Regions from separate parts of the Homo sapiens genome. Here region 2 is linked to region 1. A link is a loop called in an ENCODE intact Hi-C map of the cell type or tissue named here. Cell type or tissue: IMR-90. All regions are shown on one strand. Each heading gives the region's core, and the rest is flanking DNA. Links, peaks and the distances in the headings are about the cores only. Region 1 holds the start of NTF3 (neurotrophin 3). Region 2 has its middle 42 kb from the start of KCNA5.

Region 1 (2,904 bases), core at 232-2,731:
GTGTTTGTGCAGGCATGCACAAGCCATCTGTCTTCAACAGGCTGCACCTCTCCTCCTGCTCTGACACCCTTCATAGGCACAGATTTCGCATTAGCTACACCTATGTTCCTGCAAGCTCTTGTCTCCCGCTAAGCACACAGATGCCCATCCGACAGACTCCCCAGAAACACACACCTCCCAGGCACCAAAGAGGGATAGGACTCCAGCTCTTTTGCCACCTTCCCCTACACACACACACACACACACACACACACACACACTTTGGAAAAACATCCCCATCCCTCCCTGACCACTCACTCAATGGTCACAATCTCACTCCATAGATAAGCATATCCCATTCACACACAACCAAACCCTCTAAGTCCAGCTACACTCCAGTCCTCACCAACACAAAATCCCACACACTCTCCCTAGGGGAAATACCCCAGACTTTCTATCTCCCTTCAACACTGTCTACCGGAGCCTGCATTATTTTCCAACCCCCTTACCTCCTAACACGATACCTAAGTCTGTGTGTTTGCGCCCAAGGCAGAGGGGGTTGGAGTTTATCCTCCACATTCTACCTTTCAGCTTTCTTTGTGTGACATGTCAAAAAGGAATTGAGGGCAGGCGGGAGGCAGGCTGAGTACGCTGGAGAACTTCTGAGTGTTGTGAAAACAGGACCTCTGGAAAAGTCTCCTCTATGTTACAACTTTCTCCCATCCTGACGTTTAGGACAGAGCGCTTCCATGTTCTCCTCGTTCGCTGTTTTGCGGGGTAGGAGCGGGCACCTCTTTATTTAAAAAGCAGGTCGCTCAGTGCACTCCATAATCAGCTGAGTTACAAACATCAGGCTCCAGGAGAAACACCCACCCCTTCCAGGCTCCCCTCCCCTCTCAGCAGGCCCTCGCCCCCGCCTCTTCACACACATAAACAAGTCCACAGGCGCACAGTCTCCCGAGCTCTCTAGCTCTGAGCCCGGCGCTCCCGGGAGCAACCTCCATTCGGACTCAGAACCTGCCGCCCGCCGCCAGAGGCCGAGGCCAGACGATCTTTTCGGTGTTTCCCCCACCGGCAATCCCACCCCAGCCTCGATTCCAGCAAAAGGGATCCTTTCTAGTCCACAGCCCCGACACCGTCGGACGCAAGGGTCTCAGTGCCGTGCATCTGAAGCGCAGACGACGAATGAACGCAGCAGCCAAACTCCCGCAAAGAAGCAGCGCCTCCTGGACGCGCACCCACTCCCGCGGAGAGCAACAAGCAGAATCCTACTCCCCCATCCCATGCCCTCGGCCCTCGCCCCTCCTGTCCCTAACCTTCAACTCCCAAGCGTCCCAAATTTCATCAGGAGCATCCACCACTGAGTAAAGCTCTGGGGCAATGGGACAGTTCGGTCCGTCGTGGGACCTTTAAACTCCGACCTGGCTGGCTGCGCGGGTGCCCAGGTCTCCCGGCCTCCCACGCCACCGCTCAAAGTCCGAGAACAGGCTGGACGATACCGCAAGGAGATCCCCTGGGATGGCCGGGCCCGGGTGCCCGCCGCTCCCCGGAGGGGTCCCAGATGTGCGGGCTGCGTACGGAGCTCCAACATCTGCGCAAAGGCCCAGGGTGGGGTGGCCACCGGGTGGGCGCTGGCCAAGAGGAGCCCGGGGCGCGAGGTCTTTTCTGAAAAAACCCTTTCGGGGAACTCCAACGCAGGTACGCGGCGCGTGGCAGTGAGTCCCAACTCCCAAAACTGGAACGCGAGGTTCCGGGTCCTGAGCTGCGCGTCCCCTCCCCCCAGCCCACGCCCGGGCCAGAGTGGTGCTGGGGCGAGCTGAGAATCAGGCTCAGCGGCCGGCAGAGTGCAGGGCGTGTGCAGGGGAGCTGCCGCGGCACCTCCCCGCCCGGAGTTCTGTCTGCCACCCCCTTTTGTTATAGGATGCGCTAGGAGCTTTCTCGGAGGAGCAGGCGGGTCGGTTGGGAGTGGTGGGTGGTTGATTCTGTTGAATCTCTTTCCTGCTCTTTCGTCGTCCCCATTTCCCCTCTTCTGCCCCCACCCTTTCCAATCCAGGTCCCTTAAACCTGATCACTTTCCCAGATTGAGGGAAGCTTCTTGGGCAGCCGAGGGACAAGAGGGGAGGAGGTGGAGAAGGGTGTCCGTGTCTGTGTGTGTGTGTGTGTGTGTGTGTGTGTGTGTGTGTGTGTGTGTGTGTGTAGCGGGGTGGCTGCGGTTGCGCTTCGGCCTGAGCAGATCCCAGCGCAAACTTTGGGGAAGACACAAGCCCGGGAAAGTGAGTGAGCGCGGCGCGATGGGGGTGGGGCGGGATGCGGATCTGGGGCCCCCCGCACCAGTCCACTGGAAAATCCCTCCCCACGTGGACCCCCATCCCCAAACCTGCCCACCCAAGGTGCCCGCCGCCTCCCCTTACCGTGGCAAAAGTAACCATGGCATCCGTGTGGCCGTTTCCAGGGACGTCGACATGAAGAGAAAGGTGGACGCGAGCTCGGTCATTCAAAGTCTCCCCCACCCCGCCGCAGCCACTACCCAGCAGGGGAAAAAGGAGAGGAAGAAAGAAAGGAGAGAGAAGAAAGTAGTTGCGCCGGGCTGCGTCGCGGGGCGGTGCGCGGAGCTGTTCGGAAGGGAGAGGAGCTTCAACTCTGAGTCCCGTGAACAGAATCTGCGCGGTTATAACCAGCCAACCCGGCCAGATGGCTCCGCGCTCAGCGCCTTAACCCCTTCCGCGCCGCGCCGCCCTCCCCCGCCGGCCCGCGCCGCGCCGCGCGCGCCCGCGCCCCAGAGCCCCCCCCCCGCCCTCACTTCGGGACCCGTGGCGGGGAAGGGGTCATTTCTCCTGGCCCCTCTTGAAAAACAAAACCAAACCAAACAACAACAGCAACAAAAACTTCCAAATCTGTAGTATTCTTCAGTAACCCCCACCCTTG
Region 2 (2,904 bases), core at 196-2,695, 350 kb after region 1:
CGTTGATCTCGGGGCATTGAGGAGGAAACAATGGCCTGTGAAGCTATTGAAATCCCTACCTCAGAGGCCAGCCCTGCGTGTGCAAAAAGGTTCCAGTGTGCAAACACCTGCTCTATACACGAGGAGAGGCTGTGACCTCCTCAACTCCCTCAGTGGCCACTCTAAGTGACCGTGGTGGGGCTAGAAATATAGTCAGTGTAAAGGAGCCTCTTTTCAGACAAGGATGCGAAGGCAAATGTCACTTCATTTACAGCAACGGGCTTAGAATTCCCAATATAGCAACAGGGGAAGGCTGCCTACCCGCCCTCCCCAACCACACACACACACACACACACACACACACACACACACACACACACACACTGAGGGCCAAGAAGCAAGGAGGCTGGAGGAAAACCAGGAAGCCCGTTTAGGTGTCCAGACATTGACAGGGAAGCCGGGCAAAGACCTAGGACCAGCAGTGAAGGGACTTGTGGGGTATTTACTATGGATGGCGTGGTAAGCGAGGGGGACTTGTAAAGTCAGCTCTGTCCACAAGTACTGCGTGTGTGGCTTTGTCTTTTAATCTATTCACCAAATTTTAATGAATACCTTCTAGGTGCACAGAACTCTGCAGCTCTTGATTAACCCTAACAAATGTTGAATCCCAGCCCAACTTCCCAAATACACTGCCAAGCCTTGCATCCTTGATCTATCTGGAATTACTCTAGTGGCAAATAAACCAAATCCTTTGAAGAAGATTTGCCCTGCTTTTCCTGCCTTTGGCCCAGAGAGTCACAGAAAGGCCTGGAGGCAGATGCTACAGAGCCTTCAGATGAAGAGCTGGTGTGTGTTGGGCACCAGGGCCAGCCCATCACCTCTCTGTGCACATCTGAATCCCAAATCCTGTCTGGGGACTGAGCAACACGAGACACACAGCATCTCCAAGTCTTGGCCCCTTCTTCCGTAGAACAGAAGTTTCACTCTCATCTTCCAGCTCCAACGACTCATCTTAGTGCCCACTCCTGGGTTTTTCCTTCCCAATGATCTCCAGAAAGTCTTTGTGCTTTAGCGTCTTGTGAGATGAAAGAGCCCGTATCAGTGAACCGGTGATGAGAGCTCCCAAACTCTGTCTCTTGGCCAGCCCCAGCCTTCCCTCTAGAAGCTCAGTGTAGTCATTGATTCAAGTAGGTTGGTTAAAGCAGGGAAGCCTGATGATGACGCCAACTCATCAGCAGACACCCCTTGGAGCTGACACTTCTGGTTCTGAAGCATCTCTTCCTACCTCCAGAAGCTTTGTGCCTCCATGCACAATATATTGCAGGACTTACAGAGGATGACTCTCCGCTATGATTGGGCTTTCCCTCAAAAGCCATGCCACAAGAGCCTGTGTGTTCTGGAGCAGGGCACTCTCTTGGGCATGAGAAAGCTGGTGGATCCATCCACGCTTCAAGGGAAACCATTATGACTGACCAGAATGAGGGTAGAATCTCTGCCATAAGCTCTTCATAAAAATAACTGATCCATATAAAGTTCAAACCCAAAGCCTTGATATCATTCGACTACATCCTTTCAAATAAAACATCTCTTTTGTGCAAGAAGTGATTCATTCATTAAGCATTTTGACCTCATACTGTGTGCCAGACCACATACTGAGGACTGTGGATACAAAGATGAATGAAAGAAGCATTGCCATGGAGTCACTCATGGTGCAAACCACTAATCCTGTGAGGTAGCATGCATGGACGGTACTCTATGTGGGAGTGATTACTGCTACCAGGAAGGAAGGAGGATGCAGGAGAGGCCTCACTGAAGAGGTTGTATCAGTCAGGGTCTTCCTGGCAGAATGCAGAACACACTGGAAAGGAATGACAAACAGAGCCTAAAGAAGGTGCAGGGGTGTGGGCAGTGCCATGAGAGCCAACAGGGCACCGGGAGCAGCAGGAAGCCACTAGACCTCTAGGCCCAAGGAGTCAAGTGGATGGAGTGAGTGTGGGATACCCAGAACCTGCAGATGGCTGTGGCTGTGGAGAAGGGCTGTTACAGGACTGGGACCTAGGAAGAGGGATGCACCCACTCCCCAAATCACAAGGAGGACTGTGAGCACCAGGACCTTGCTCTCTGGTCTCTGGCTAGTGCAGGATTCATGGCTGAAGCCAACTGGAATCCAGAGAGAATGGAGCCTGAGTGATGGTCTCTGGGACAATAAGCAAGGAAGAGAAATGAGGAGAATGGATCTGGAGGAGACAGCAGAATGGCCAGCCTACAGAAGTGAGAAGAAAGCATGTTGTGAGAGGAAATTAATGCGGTGGGCGGTGGAAGACTATGGGGAATGGAGATCAGCAACCATGTGTGGCTGGAGCTCAAATTTGGTGTGTGTGGTGGGACACAGGTGGCAGGGAGGAGAGGAGCTGGGGATGAGGCTGTCGATGCAGTCAGGAGTCAAGGATGTTGTGCAGGAGGCCAAGACGGTTAAGCTTTGTGCTGGCTGCAGTGAAAACCATGGCAGTTTTATTTTGGTTTTTGTTTTAAATCAGGTGTGATTGGATCTTTGTCTTAAACATACAACTGACTCCACCATGGAAGGGCGTGAAAGGGGAAGAGACTAGAGAGCAGGGACCAGGGATCATTGCAGTCATTGCAGTAGAGATGGGAGGACTTGAACCATGAGGGAAGTGAGGTTGGAGTAAAAGGGCATGAGGGAAGAAATCATTGCAGCTTGAAAATAGCAAAACTGGGACCACAGAAGGGAAGGCCTCTGCACTCTAGTCCCAGAAGCAGCATTGCAAAGCAATCTGGCTTTGGACCAGACATTTCAGTTCCCCTACCAAACAGCTGAGACAATAATCTTGTCATTGCCCACCTTACAGGATTTTAGGGTCAGGCTCAAATAACAGAGGTACTTCGTAAAAGTAAAGGGTAAGA

Evidence for each region. A loop is a pair of places that touch in the nucleus more often than their neighbours do. Peaks named below come from ENCODE experiments on the same cell type or tissue, not always from the same donor. Only the 100,000 strongest peaks of a DNase experiment are listed, where the experiment ranks them.
Region 2: it touches region 1 in a loop (6-fold over the local background); 28 of 110 quality-filtered maps call a loop at or near these places.

The regions. Positions count from the first base shown.
Region 1 is chr12:5,431,829-5,434,732 of GRCh38, reverse strand. NTF3 (neurotrophin 3) reads right to left here and starts at 2,625. Exons shown (of 2, transcript NM_001102654.2): 1 at 2,391-2,625. The coding sequence starts at 2,408. RefSeq lists an enhancer at 1,283-1,808. In IMR-90, for the core only: a CTCF peak has its summit at 1,205; DNase peaks (open chromatin) are centred at 902 and 2,632; H3K4me3 peaks cover 2,500 bases; H3K27ac peaks cover 2,154 bases.
Region 2 is chr12:5,084,807-5,087,710 of GRCh38, reverse strand. No RefSeq gene overlaps it. Among named protein-coding and RNA genes, the nearest start is that of KCNA5, 42 kb to the right of the region's middle. In IMR-90, for the core only: no CTCF peak of the experiment used is centred there; a DNase peak (open chromatin) is centred at 1,650; H3K27ac peaks cover 275 bases.